Linked DNA regions of Homo sapiens: region 2 is linked to region 1. Evidence: chromatin loops called from intact Hi-C (ENCODE). Cell type or tissue: CD14-positive monocyte. All regions are shown on one strand. Each heading gives the region's core, and the rest is flanking DNA. Links, peaks and the distances in the headings are about the cores only.

Region 1 (8,314 bases), core at 1,464-6,463:
CATTGGAATGGTAAGATCTGGGAGGAAAGGACTAAGGATGCAGTTTAATCTGCTTTTCTTCTAGTTCTTATCCTGACTATTGTCTAGGCAGAAGGAAGCTTTTTGCTCCATGCTTACTGGTCGGCCACATTAGGATGTTGGATTGCAGGTTTGCCTTTTTCAGCATTTGGGCCCCAGCCATCTCTCCCTTTCTCTCATTTGTAGTTTAAGTGGATTGAAATAATTATATTTATTTAAAGGGAACTGATGTTTGAGTGGCAAAGTTGAATAAAAAGAATGAGACTCCTGCATTGTGAGAGGAATGGAACTGAGAAGAATAAAAATGAAAAAAATGGCCGGGCACAGTGAGTCACACCTGTAATCCCAGCACTTTGGGAGGCCAAGGTGGGTGGATCACTTGAGGCCAGGAGTTTGAGACCAGCCTGACCAAGATGGTGTAACCCTATCTCTACTAAAAATACAAAAAATTAGCTGGGTGTGTTGGCCGCGCCTGTAATCCTAGCTACCCAGAAGGCTGAGGCAGGAGAAGCGCTGGAACGTGGGAGGTGGAGGTTTCAGTGAGCAGAGATCGTGCTACTGCACTCTAGCCTGGGTGACAGAGTGTGACTCTATCTCAAAAAAAAAAAGGAAAAGGACGGCCCTTTATACTCTAGAGCTTAAATTTTCTTGGAAAAAGAGTAATTTTCATGAAAGCTATGTAGGGAGGCTGTATTTTTATAGCATAGTGGCAATTTTCAAGCATTTTATATTGTTGATATTGTACTGTTTGTTCAATATATTGAGTGCTTACTATCTGCCAGGCAAAGGTATAATATTATTGAAATATATATGTAGCACTATTTTATTATATTGCAGGTACTGTATATATCATTATCTAGCATATATTGTAAAATCCTGTTTGGTGGGCTCAGTTGGACCACATAATGAGCATAATTCAAGGTGAGAGATGGAATAGTGGGTCAGTTTTTGCCCGGGCATGCCAAGCTTCCCTGCAGGGTTAGTCAAGGGATTTGCCTGAAATTCTACCATTGTTTGGCTTGTTCCCCTTTCCTGTCCTGTTTTTCTCTCTCCCTGAGAGTATTATCTTAACAAATCATTTGCTTATGAATTATCACCTCAGGATTTGCTTCTGAAGATCCGGATTGTGTTCGTTTGGGTCTACATAGAAGCAGACACAGATACATTACACCATACATTGGATGTGCAAGAGATTTACTAAGGAGAGAGCAAGAGCAGGGAGGGAGAACTTGCAGACAGCAGTGCAGGTCTGACACTCACAGGAGGAGAAAAGGAAGGAATGTGGATTGGGTAAGAAGTTTCTGGGTACAGTGCAATTCCAAGAAAGGGTTGGCTTTGCAAAGAGTCCTGCAGTTTGTCAGAATGGGCCTGTACTAGTACCTTTGCCATCCTCATTCATTGACTGGGACCCTCAGAAAGCATGGCCTTGGTGCAAATGTGGTGGTTGATCCAGAGGGTAGCAGCTTGAGCTGTCAGTCAACTGTGGTCCCCGCAGCTGAAGATCTGAGTAGAGCATTATCATGGCCACCACACTGCCCTAAGATACTAATCATGTAGTAATTTTTTATTTGTATTCAGAAAATATTTTCTTTGTTTATTCTCAACAAATATATGTGAACCTAGCACTGTGAACAAAGAAGAGTTACTACCCTAATGAGGCCTTTATTCTGTGTGGGAGCAGGGTTATTTATTTATTTATTTTTGAGACGGAGTCTCGCTCTGTCGCCCAGGCTGGAGTGCAGTGGTATGATCTTGGCTCACTGCAACCTTGGCCTCCCGGGTTCAAGTGATTCTCGTGCCTCAGCCTCCTGAATAGCTGGGACTACCGGCACACAGCACCATGCCCAGCTAATTTTTGTATTTTTAGTAGAGATGGGGTTTCGCCATGTTGGCCAGGCTGGTCTCAAACTCCTGGCCCCAAGTGATCCGCCCACCTCAGCCTTTCAAAGTGCTGGGATTACAGGTGTGAGCCACCGTGGCTGGCCAAGGTTTTTTAAATAAATAAAAATATAAAAGAATTTTACTATGTGGTAAATGGTAGCATCTACTGAGTACTGTTGTGTGCTTGAATTCTAAGTGCTATTCATTTAATCTTCTTTTCAGCCTTATGAGGTAGGTATCCTTTATTCCCATTTTACAGATGATAAAACCGAGGCGAAGTGCTTAAGTAACCTAGCCTCAGCAACACTCAAAGTCAAAGAAATGAGAGACTAAGGTAGAGAATACTTGGGTAGTATTTAACTTTAAATAGGGTTGTTAGGAAAGGCCTCTGTGAGGAAGTGATATTTAAGCAAAAACATAAAGATGTAAAGGAATTAGTTGTATAATCATTTTATGGGAAGGGGGTTTGGCAAGGGAAGGCAAGGATGAGCGCTCCAGGTTGAAGGAGCAGCATGTGCGATGGCTCATGTTAGGAAGGAGGTCCACCTACTTGGGAACTGACAGGAGGCCTGTGTGACTGGAGGACAGTTAGCAAAATGGAGGGCTGTGCGGATTGAAGCTGGCGGCAGGGCCACGTGGGTCAGGACTTCGCAAGTCTGGAAGTTCACTCGGCACACAGTAGCCATCTGGAATCTAGTTGAACACAGAAAAGATTTTGAGAAGTTCTTAATTGTTTTGCATGAACAGTGGAGGATCATTTGCTTTCACTGGTCTCCTTGCTTCCACTCTGTGGAGCGTGATTTCCCTCACAGGACTGGTGCTTTTTCATTAAATGTTGATGATCATAAGGAAGGCTAAGATTGTTGAGTCCTCATAGCAGGGACTGGGGGACTGCTCAGCACATTTCTCACTCCTCCCTTGCCCTTCACCCCTACCCCCTGCCCCCACAACCCCGCTCCATTCTTGTGACAGAACAGGTGTGGGCGTGTTCATTGACTTCCAACCCCCTTCATGCATGGCTGACGCATGGGATGTTGCTGTCATGCACGTGTAACTGAATGGAGGGTTCCCTCAGGTGTTCTAGGCAATGGCACGATATTAGAGACGCCCTGAGGCAGAAAAAAATTGATGCAGCTGAAGTGAAGTGCTGTCAGTTTCACCTGTGTGGAGCTCGTTGCCATAGCAGTGGTTACAGTAAAACTGGGTCCAGAGGATGTGAACGAGGGCCAGGAGATGTACAATATAAGGCAGAAAAATGGCTGAATTGTTATCATACTCTTAAATAAGGAAAGCCAAAATAAACTGCTTTATTGGGTCTTGGCTAATTAAAAAAATAGAGGTTTAAGGATATATTTCTTAAGAACATAAAAGGTAATCATTAGTAGAATCCAAAATAATATGTACACCCCAAGCTCACTGGAGAAAATGAAAAAAAAGTAGCTCATATAACAAGAGTTAGAACAAAAAGCAGACTACAAAATAAATCTCTCTTTCTCTCTGTGTGTGTGTGTGTTTGTGTGTGTGTGGGAGAGAGAGAGAAGGAGAATGTGAAAATATGTGTAAGTACTGTACATATATGCATGTATATATTTTATAAATTAGAATGGTAGAAACAAAATCAGACATAAAGCAAAGGTCGATCTAGGCTGATGTTCACACAATTTGGGAAGGGGGGGTCTTTAAGAAGAATAATTAAAAATTACGAATACAAAATGAAAGTGAATATTGATTTGGAATGACAATAGAAATGGTGATACATTATGGATGTCACAAATGTTATAAAATCCAGAATAACATTAACTGCCTGATATCTCTCTGTAGTACTTTCTCCCAACATTTTGTTTTTTTTAAGAGATGGGGCCTCACCACGTAGCCCAGGCTAGTCTCAAACTCCTGGGCCAAGTGATCCTCCCAACTTGGACTCTCAAAATGCTGAGATTGCAGGCATGAGCCACTGCACTTGGCCTCCCCCAACATTTTTGGCTGCATATTCTTTGATCACCTCATTATATGACAATGATTATATAATATTTTAATTTAAAAGAACCAGAAAGATAATTTAGTATAGTGGATTTTTTATTATTATTATTGATAGTGTAGAAACTGAAAAAAGTTTCACAACTCACTATTGGGTGTTCCCTATCTGTGACTCCCTCTGCTAGTTCTTGCTCCAGTGACATTTCTTGCTCTGAGAACTCTAGTTCTTTGATATTGCTTGGTCTGTCACATGACAGTTGTTACAGCCAGAGCTGGCCTGGCCAGCCATGTCCTCCTGTCTTCGGTTCCCCTTCCTTCCACTGCCGCCAGCAAGCCAGTCTTCAGTGGGGAGAGGCAGCCTTGAAACTTGAGTGTTGAGCCCTGTGGGGGGAGCAGAGCAACATTTAAAAAATATCTTTGTCTTTGGTGTCTGGATGCTCAGTGGGGGCCACCAGGGAGAATTTGTCAATGAGGGCCAGGAAGATATAGTAGCACAGGCAAGTCTCTAGATAAAACAGAATACTAAAAAATACTTGATTAACCAAAAGATGTCAGGAAAGGAGGAACAAGATAAGATGGGACAAGTAGAAAACAAATAGCATGCTGACAGACTTAAACCTATCCGTATCAGTAATTGCATTAAAAGTAAATGGTAGAATAATAATAAAATTGGTGGAATAAAAAATAAATGCAATATGGAATCCTGAATAGGATTCTGGAACAGAAAAAGGACATTAATGGAAAAACTGGTGACACCCAAATAAAGTCTGGAATTTATTTGATTGTAATGTGCTAGTTTTGGTTTTTTAGTGTTGATGAATGTACTATGGTTATATAAGATATTAACATTTGTAGAGAATGGGTGAGGGGTATTCAGGACCTCTCTGTAGTATTTTTGCATCTTTTCTGTACATACAATGTTATTCCACAATAAAATGTTTATTAAAATGTACATAGACTAAATATCAAATAAAAATCATATACTATCAGTCTGGATTAAGAAAACAAGCCTCTGGCCAGGTATGCCTGTAATCCTAGAACTTTGGGAGGCTGAGGCAAGAGGATTGCTTGAGATCAGCCTGGCTTAAACAATAAAAATCAGCCAGGCATGGTGGTGTGCCACTGCAGTTCTAGCCAATTGGGAAGCTGACGTGAGAGGACTGCTTGGGCCCAGGAGTTCGAGGCTGCAGTGAGCTACCGTGGTGCCATTGCACACCAGCCTGGGTGACAGAGGAAGACCCTGTCTCAAAAAATAAAGAAAGAAAAAGAAAAAAGAGAAAACAAGTTTCAACTACCAACTGTTCAAAAGAATACACTTTAAAAATAAGAATAGGCTTAAAGTAAAAGAATGGAAAAATAAGCAAACACTAATCATGAGAAATACAGTATTACTATATTGAGGAAAAAGCAGCCTTCTAGATGAAGAGTATTATCAGAAGTAAAGAAGCTAATTTCTTAATAATTAAACAATAATCTAATCAGGAAAACATAACAGTCCTAAACATGGATCTATTTAAAAACAAAACCTCATATGAAGCAAAAATTGGCAGAACTGAAAGGATAGAGAAATCTATAATTATAGTTGGAGATCTTAATACATTTCTCTCAGTATTTGATAGAACATATATAAAAACATACAATATTTGAACGCTATTTTCAAACTTGACATAATTGATATTTCTAAAACAGTACACCCAACAAATGCAGAATGAATTTTTCAAGTACACATGGATCATTCACCAAAATAGACCATATGCTTGGTCATAATGTGAGTCTCAAAACAACCAAAGGATTAAAATGATACAGAATTCGTTCTCTTACAATAATGGAATTTAGAAATGAAAAACAAAGGATATCTAGAAAAATCAACTATTTGGGAATTAAGCAACAAAATCCTGAAAGAGCATAGGTCAAAGAAGAAATCACCAGGGAATTTAGAAAATATTGTATACTGATGGTAATGATAATGATAACTTACCAATATGACTGGGTGCAGTGGCTCACGCCTGTAATCCTAGCACTTTGGGAAACTGAGGCAGGCAGATCACTTGGGCCCAGGAGTTCAAGACCAGCCTGGGCCGCACGGTGAAATCCCGTCTCTACCAAAAATACAAAAATTAGCTGGGCGTGATGGCATGAGACTGTAATCTCAGCTACTTGGAAGGCTGAGGTGGGACGATGATTTTATTCTGGGAGTTGAAGGTTGCAGTGAGCCAAGATCATGCCGTTGCACTCCAGCCTGGGTAACAGAGCCAGACCCTGTCTCAAAACATCAAAAACCAAACAAACAAACCCAGAAACTTAGTAGTATTTGTGGATGCAGCTAGAGCAATGACTGAGCAAAATCTATAGCTTTACCATATTTTATTTTGTAGTATAATTTGTATACCTTGGATGCATATATTAGAAGAAAGGTTAAAATCAATTTAGTAAATGTCCATCTCAAGAAGTGAGCAAAAGAAGAGCAAATGAAACCCTAAGAAAGTAGACAAGTAAATAATAAATATAAGGACAACAGAATAGAAAACAAATAATAGACAAAATGAACAAAACCAAAAGTTGGTTTTTTGAAAAGATTAATAAATTAACCTTTAGCAATATAATCAAGAATAAAATAGAGGAGCAAAATTATCAATATCAGAAATGAAAAAGGGACATTGTTACAGATCCTACAGGCATTAAAAAGATAATATGATATGCCAGGAATGGTGGCTCACACCTGTAATCCCAGTACTTTGAGAGGCTGAGGCAAGAGGATCACTTGAGCTCAGGAGTTTGAGACCATCCTGGGCAACACAGGGAGGCCCTATCTCTACAAAAAAATTAATTAAAAAAATTAGCCAGGCATGGTGGCACACACCTGTTGTCCCAGCTACTTGGGAAGTTGAGTCGGGAGGATTGCTTGAGCCCAGGAGTTGGAGGCTGCAGGGAGCTACAATAGTGCCACTGCACTCCAGAGCAAGACCCTTTCTCAATAATAATAATAATAATAGGTTATTATGAAAAACTTTAGGCCCATAAATTGGAAAATTTAGAAGACAGAAAATTTTTGTAAAACACAAGTTACTAAAACTGACAAAGAAAAAATAGAAAATATGAATAGTCCTATATCTGTTAAAGAAATGCAATTGGTAATCAAAAGCTTTCTCCAGAGCAAACTTTAGGTCTAGATGGCTGCGTTGGTAAATTCTACCATACATTTAAGGAAGAAATGATACCAATCTTACACAAGGTCTTTAGAGAATAAACAGTGAGAAACCATCTACCAACTTGTTTTGTGAACCTAGCATAACTCTGATATCGCAACCTTAAAAGTACATTACAAGAAAATAAAATTACAGATAAATATCCCTTATGAACTTAGGTATAAAAGTCCCAAAAGAAAAAAGGAAGTCCTGGCTGGGCACGGTGGCTTATGCCTGTAATCCCAGCATATTGGGAAGCCAAGGCGGGTGGATCACTTGAGGTCAGGAGTTTGAGACCAGCCTGGCCAACATGGTGAAACTCCATCTCTACTAAAAATACAAAAATTAGCTGGGCGTGGTGGCTTGCACCTGTAATCCCAGCTACTCGGGAGGCAGAAACACAAGAATTGCTTGAACCTAGGAGGCAAAGGTTGCAGTGAGCCAAGATGATGCCCTTGCACTCCAGCCTGGGTGACAGATCAAGACTCTGTCTTAAAAACCTAAAAAAACAGAAATCCAATAAAATTTGAAAAGGATAGTATATCATGACCAAGTAAGGTTTATTCCAGGAATATAGGCTTGATTTAACATCTGGAGTCAGTCTATATCATTCACTGTTATCAGAATAAAGGAGAAAAATATAAATATAAGCATCTTAATAAATGCAGGAAAGGTGATGAAATTCAATGTCTATTCACGATTTTTAAAAACTCAGCCAACTAGAAATAGATGGGAAATTTTCAGTCTGATAAAAGATGTCTTTAAAAATCTTTATCTAACATCATGATAGTGAAATATTAAAATCGTTGCCCCTAAAAAGCCTAGAACAAGATGATGTCCACGTTCACCCAGTTTTATTCAACATTATAATGAAGGTCTTAGCCATTGAATTAAGATTTTAAAAGGCAACAAAAGGCACAGGATTGAAAAGGCACAAGTACAGCATCTTTATTTGCAGATGACATGATTATTTACATAGAAAATTAAAAGATAATAAAGGTATATAGGCCGGGTGCAGTGACTCTCACCTGTAATCCCAGCACTTTGAGGGACCGAGGTGGGAGGATCTTGAGGTCAGGAGATCAAGACCATCCTGGCCAACATGGTGAAACCCTGTCTCTACTAAAAACATAAAAATTAGCTGGGCATGGGGGGCGCATGTCTGTAATCCCAGCTACTCGGGAGGCTGAGGCAGGAGAATCGCTTGAACCCGGGAGGTGGAGGTTGCAGTGAGCCAAGATCGTGCCACTGCA
Region 2 (7,174 bases), core at 1,891-6,890, 220 kb after region 1:
AAGAGACAGAGGTTACAGTGAGCCAAGACTGTGCCACTGCTCAAGGGATCCTCCCACCTCAGTCTCCCAAGTAGCTGGGACTATAGCCACTCACCACCGCACCCATTAAATTTTCTGTGGAGACAGGATCTTGCTGTGTTGATCTGGCTGATCTCAAACTCCTGGCCTCAAGCAACCCTCCCATCTTGGCCTCCCAAAGCACTGAAATTATAAGCACGAGTCATCAGGCTCAGCCCTCCTCTCTTTTAAGACATTTTTCTTTAATGTTGCTTGCCCTATTAATGTAATATGAAATATAATTCAAGATATGAAATATAATGTAATCTGAAATATGAACTATAATTCAAATCTCTCCTGCAAATGAAAATGTCCCTGTCTTCAGCCAGATTATCTGAACCTCAAACAGGGCATGTTCTACTCTCTACTTTGGATTCCAGTTGTTTACGCATAAGTCTTGTCTTGTCTACCAGACTGCAAGCTCCATGAGCACAGAAGCTATATTTTATTCATTTTATTTGGCATTTCTAGAGGGCCTTGCACACAGAAAGTTAATACCAAATATTTGTTTAAAGAATAAATGAAGGCTAGTTAGAACTTGGTGGCCCAATTATAAATAATAAAACAGAAATATGACAGCTTAATGGAAAACTAATACTACTGATGAAATAGACATGACATCATATGGTTTAAAAACATACTTATACATACATCTGTCCGAATACTTATTTAGAGACAAACTTGTTTAATGTTGTGATTCCTTGATGTCATATCCTTACTGGATAAAACCGGACACTGGATTTGAAACACAGATCTTTAAAAATATCATGTCATCAGTAGGCACGTGAGCAATAGTACTAAAAAAAAAACAGTGCTCCTAGGTAATCTAAATATACTTACACATATTTATCAATTTTCTACCACTACTATAACAAATAGAAAAACTGTTTCATTACTACAATTACAAACTTCACTTTGGGAATTATCCCTGCATTTTTTATGATGATAGCAGTGACGGCAGCTGGAATGCAACCAATACTAATACTTCCCCACGTGGAGCACAACTCACTCCTTCTATCCCTGAGGTCTGTTTTAACACATTTGCAATTTGAAAATTACTTTCATTTCAGAACTGAACATTTGCCTTCATGGTCTAAACTACATCACTGATTAAATGAACATAGATGGCTCATAATTGGCAATTAACTTATTGCTGGGAGGAAGCAGCAGGTTATAATACAATATTACAATTACTAAAACAACTTGAGTTCCTATTACATACTAGCCACCATTCTAAACAACTATTTAATCCTTAAACAACATCAAGTAGATGCCATTGTTGTCCCTCATCACATTGATAAAGAAACTGGGGCCCCAGGGGGTTAAGTGACTTGCCTGAGGTCCCCAGGCTCTCTTGGTTTCAGAGCCCACACTCCTCGCCCAGCACACAGAAATGATTGGATTCAACACCTGGGATCACTAAACATAATTGTATTTTATGAGATGGTTATATTTTAAAGCATATATTATCTACTTTAAAGTAGGACTGTTTTGCCTTTGAATAATAAATTGTTTTATAAACATCAGCTAGTTTCCTAACATTTCTCTGTCATAAGAAAATGACTGGGGCAAAAGAAATGTGGCTTCTTCCACAGAGCCAGAGACAAGTGAGTTTTTCACACCAAATGTAAAACATCCAACGTCACAGGCTAGTGAATAATACCTCACGTGATACTGAGGTATGATATCCCATCATTCAGGAAGCATAAAGGAGTCATGTTTAATATATCCAAGTCCAATAAGTGTATTTCATTTTAAAACCCCCATGCTGAAAAATGCATTTCTTTTCTATTTTTAAGAGTATTGATGGAATATTCATGACAAATTCAGAAGTTAAGAGAGCTCCTAGGATCTCTTTGGAATCTTAATTTGGGATTACTAATTTATGTTTATATTGGCTTTCACTGCTGTATAATTACAAAACACCCTTAAGCAATCAGCAGGACCTTTTTGAGGTATGATGCTGGTTTTGGTTCTTCAAATGTCATGCACTGAAAAAGAAATCAAATCACTGCTTGACTAAGAAGTTACTTCCCTTAAGGTTTGGATGGTTGGTGTGGTTAGAAACTCTGTTGTCAGCAGTAAAGAATGAACCTTCTATGAAAAATGTCTATACTTCCCTGTTCCTGGTTTAAAATACTTAGTAGTATCATTATTTTTACTGATCACTCACCGGTGGTTACAGTCTGTTCATGAAAATGGCACTTCTGACAATATTTCATTTTCTCAATGCAAACCTGTTAGCAAGACGAGTGTAGGGGCCGTTTTCAGAGTTGGTGGCTACAGTGGGCCATCCACATTCATTCAATCAGCGGTAAGCAAAACCTCCCAGAAGATAAGCTACACAGGGAAGCAATCCTGAAATCTGCTTTATCTTTGCAACAGCTCCAGTTTAGAGCGTCTCCTCCACTGGCTGACTGAAGAACACATCAATCCTTCAGACCTTTGATGCTAGGTCATTACAGTTCTAAGTCCGGATGATAGCGCCTTGTCTACGTTGCTCACTCAGTATCTAGTGGAGCGTGACAGCACACAGTAGGACTTCACAAAGATGTAGGACTTGAATGCATTATTAGGGCATAGCTAGGAGGGAGCCTGGGCTAGAGATTACACATGTGATTCTGGAATCAGACAGTCTGAGCCTGAATACTGATCCCCCCCGCCACCAACTAGCTGGGTACCCTTAGACAAGTAACACAACCTCTCTGAACCTAAGTTTTCCTATCATAAAATGGAGGAAATGATAATGCCTGGCATGGCAGGTGCTCAATAAATGTTAGCTATTATTAAAGGGAAGTCTGTGTTAGGCTGGCCTCCCTGAGAGATTACCCACATGCTGGTTTTACCCAGGGTGAAACATATTTTCTATCACAAAATTTAAATGTCCATTTTCCCATTTGAAAGCTAATACTTCAAGGTCCATTTAACTTTATTTGGCAGCGGTTGCAAGAGTTGTTTTGAAATAATATTATAATGAGAATAGGCATTTAGTAGGAAAATGAGATACTCTGTTATGACATAGCCTGAAAGCCATCATCGGCTAGCTTTTTCTATTCACCCCATTATCAGTGGATGAGCCACATGGCAAAGGGTTGGAGCCATTGGAACAACCGTGGGAAATTGCATAGGAGACCACAGAGAAGATGTATACTTAGCAATAATTAAACCTCAGATTAAGAATGTCAAGCATTCCCAAACTAATGAAAAGTCAAAAGTATAATTAGATTGTAAATTTGCCTCCCAGAGAAGGGCAGCCCCTATTACCAATCAGTGAAGGGAAAAAGGCCTCATTTTGTTTCCATTTTCCTTTAGAAAATATGACTCTTTCAATGTTAAATGCAATTGCCTTTATAGGCTTGTTTGCTTATCCCAGTTAAGAACAAGAAATCTCAGAGAGACACTGAAAAAGCAAAAAGACTGTGAGTCCCAAAAAACTTTGGGAGAAGTATACTGCTTACTAGTGCATTTTAAATATATTATTGCCAAACTGTATTTCAGAAATATTTATGCACAAAAGTACAAAAATAAGCAGCTGAACACTGTGTTTTCATGGCACCAGCCTCCTCTCTGTGTTAAATTATAACACTGGTTTGGACCTCTGTGGTCCCGGGTGGTGGCAGCTGTTTTTGGTTGTCTCTTAGGCAACAAGTGCTGCTGCACTGAAACTAACCAATATCCCCAACTTTAAGAACCAAGAATGTGATTTAGTTAACGACACACGTAACTCTAGAGGAGTCAGATTCCTTCGTCAAGAATGTGAATATGTATCCAAAAAGCCATGAGATTGATGGTGTAGTACAGCTAATTGAAAATGAAATTGGAAATAAATTAAAACAAACTTCATGTTTTAATCAGTTTGGAAGACTTCAAGTACTGCAGCAACGGGGAAAGTCATTTTCTTCTGGGTAATATATAATGATGTCATTATTTTGGTACTTGTGACTCCAGGGATGGAGGAAATGGATGTTTGCTGAATGCAACAGATAGGTGGCGCTGTGACTGACTGGCAGATGCAGGATTACACTCCAAGAGCCTGGTCACTACAAAGGCCATATCCAGGTTTAAATATCAGAATTAGAAAGTCACGTTGGTACCCTAAAAAGGCATCTGACTTGCACAGGAATATTTGCTTTTGCAAATGAACTTCTTTAACTTCTATGGTGTCCACTGATTTTCAATTTGGCTAAAGAATGGGGTGTGTGTGTGTGTGTGTGTGTGTGTGTGTGTGTGTGTTTGAGAGAGTCTTGCTTCTGTCACCTGCGCTGAAGTGCAGTGGCACGATCTCGGCTCATTGCAACCTCCACCTCCCGGGTTCAAGCTATTCTCCTGCCTCAGCTTCCCAAGTAGCTGGGACTACAGGCATGCGCCACCAGGCCCAGATAATTTTTGTATTTTTTAGTAGAGACAGGGTTTCATTACATGTTGGCCAGGCTGGTTTCACTATATGGTGATCCGCCTGCCTCAGCCTCCCAAAGTGCTGGGATTACAGGCATGAGCCACTGCACCTGGCCAAGAATGTTTTAGATTAACACGTTTATTCTAAGAATTTACAAGGCTTGTCGTTGCTTTCTATCATGTTGGCTTTCTGAAGCACGGGGAGTTAACAACTATTTGATGTAATCAGGAACCCGGGGAAAATCTTTAGTTGGTTCCCTATGGCAAATGGTCAAAACAATTCCACTTGGTAAAAGCAGCTTTCCGTTTTTGTCTAGGCTTCCAAAGCCTCACATGCAACTGGTTGGCTCCACCTCTTCCTGGATACAGCACCAATTGTGGGTTACTTGGCTAGTTAGTTGTCTCAGATTCACTTTTTTTTCCAGTCATCTTCACCAGAGGTTATCTATTTGGTGTCTTAGGGCCTTCCAAGCCACACGGGGTAACTGACAAGGCTTGTCTTTAGATGCCTACTCTATCCTCCTAGTTGCCAGTTCCTATTTCTTCTAGACTCAGTTTTCATACCTATACTGTTAGGATTGAAATGTCTACTCTCAGGGCTGTTGAGAGGATTAATTGCAATGTGTTTGTAGTGTATATAGTACAGTGGCTGGCACTTAGTAGGTACTAAAAAATTATTACTGCCCCTCCCGTCCCCACCCCACCACTCAGACAAATGTAATAAATACAGATTACGTGGTAATAATTGGTAGGCAAAACTCTCATGGAATATTTTTTTTCTTTTTTTTTTTTTTAGACGGAGTCTCGCTCTTGTCACCCAGGCTGGAGTGCAATGGCTCGATCTCGGCTCACTGCAACCTCCATCTCCTGGGTTCAAGTGATTCTCCTGCCTCAGCCTCTCAAGTAGCTGGGATTACAGGTGCCTGCCACCACGCCCAGCTAATTTTTTGTATTTTTAGTAAAGACAGGATTTCACAATGTTGGCCAGGCTGGTCTCGAACTCCTGACTTCGAGTGATCTTGCCCACCTCGGCCTCCCAAAGTGCTGGGATTACAGGTGTGAGCCACCGCGCCCCGCTGGAATATTTTCGTTTTTAAAAGAGGGCTTCAAAATGATTAGTCTACCCGGGGATTCACCAGTCCGTCCCTCCATCAACCTCCCCGACTGGGGCGGAAAGTGTATGGGGCTTCTGGGCAGCGCTAGACCACAGCGGGTAGGCCACCATCTGGTCCAGAATGCAGCATAAATCTCTCCAAAAATGTGTTTAGGACTTCTGGGTATGTTTTCCAGTGCAAATGTAAAGTGGAAAAGTGTCTCAAGTGCAATAGCGGTCCTTTACCCAGTAAAAAGCATAACAAAAGTTTCAGGGTTTAAGAACCCACGTGGGAGCTGATGGAGTGGGTAGGTGGTTAATCTTCCCAAGTTTTAAAAACCACTGGTCTTAATGACCAGCAGAGAAGATTCACTTCTGGCTAAAATGATAACTGAGCCCCAGATAACTTTTAGCCATGTGAAATTCTTTCCTTTCTAGGGAGTCTCCTCAATCAGAGCCAGCTAAGGAATGTGTGTATTTCCTAGAATGTAAATGAGGGAAGAGAAACTGAGATGGAGACAGAAGGAAAGCAAGCCACTGCATTTTGAAATTCTCTAGGTAGGCAGTTGTATCGTGTCTTTTGTTTCTTTTTCCCTGGGGCAGACCACTTTTCACCTGGCCATCAGTCACCTCCCTTCCCGAGGTCTCCCGACGTGGACACCTAACGCCCTTGGAAAGGGAGTGAATTGGTAGGATATCATCGCTCCGGTTAGTTCCGCGGGAGCTGCCCTTCAGAAAAAAAACTTTCCAGAGCCAAAAGTTACTTTCCAAGCGCCTTGGGGCTTCCCGGGCGCCTCCCTCGGACGGCAACCCTAGAAGTCAAAGCGATTGCATCGCCAGGTCTGTGGCGGCTGGAAGCGGGGTGACCGCGGTCAGATGGCATTTCGCACCCACGCAGGGCTGTGTTATCCTAGCACAGAACCAGCAACTCTCACACGAAGCCTTGTGTAAACACCACGCGGGCCCATTCCTGAACGACTCTTTGATGCCTCCGCTGCGGTTACTTATCTCATACATAAATCAGGATTCCGCTGACAAATCTCCGTGTTTCCACTAAACAGAAGGCTGCCCTGCAGTCCTTCTCGTGCTTCTTTCTAAAGTACGATAACATCTGACACTTCCATAAACCGGCCTGCAGAGGACACCGCGCAGGGGGCGACTAACCAGCTGAGGTGTGTCACCCCAAAACACCAGTGGGCACACCCCAAGGCGGGCACGTGGAAGGGACGCGGAACCGAGGGCAACTATTTTCCAGTCGGTGAATCTGATGGAGAAAGATGCCAAATGCACTTCCCGAGCCAGCTGAACTCCTCGGGCACCTAATCATTGCCAGATGTGGCGAGGGCGCACGGAGAACATCCCCAGTCCCGGAGAAAACACCCGGCCGCCAGCGCGGGGACCGCTCGGGCCGGGAAACGGCTAGAGGCGGGAGGAGAGAGGACTGGGCGAGCGTGGGGAGCGCTGCGGCGTGGAAAAGCGACCGGGAGGGATGGCGATGCCTCCACTCTCCTCGGCAGGTTTTTTCAATTAAAAAGTTGGAAACGGGAATCCGTAAACAACGACTTAGGGCTTCAAACTACTTGCAAAGACGCGATGGGGAGGGGAATACTTGCGCGCTTCAAAACCCCA

Evidence for each region. A loop is a pair of places that touch in the nucleus more often than their neighbours do. Peaks named below come from ENCODE experiments on the same cell type or tissue, not always from the same donor. Only the 100,000 strongest peaks of a DNase experiment are listed, where the experiment ranks them.
Region 2: a loop joins it to region 1, with 2.1 times the contacts of the local background. A loop is called at or near these places in 3 of 110 quality-filtered maps.

The regions. Positions count from the first base shown.
Region 1 is chr18:271,552-279,865 of GRCh38, forward strand. No RefSeq gene overlaps it. Among named protein-coding and RNA genes, the nearest start is that of THOC1, 7.7 kb to the left of the region's middle. In CD14-positive monocyte, for the core only: no CTCF peak of the experiment used is centred there; a DNase peak (open chromatin) is centred at 4,160.
Region 2 is chr18:493,132-500,305 of GRCh38, forward strand. All of the region lies in intron 1 of COLEC12 (collectin subfamily member 12), which reads right to left. Among named protein-coding and RNA genes, the nearest start is that of COLEC12, 4.0 kb to the right of the region's middle. In CD14-positive monocyte, for the core only: a CTCF peak has its summit at 4,040; a DNase peak (open chromatin) is centred at 4,030; H3K4me3 peaks cover 1,089 bases; H3K27me3 peaks cover 2,803 bases.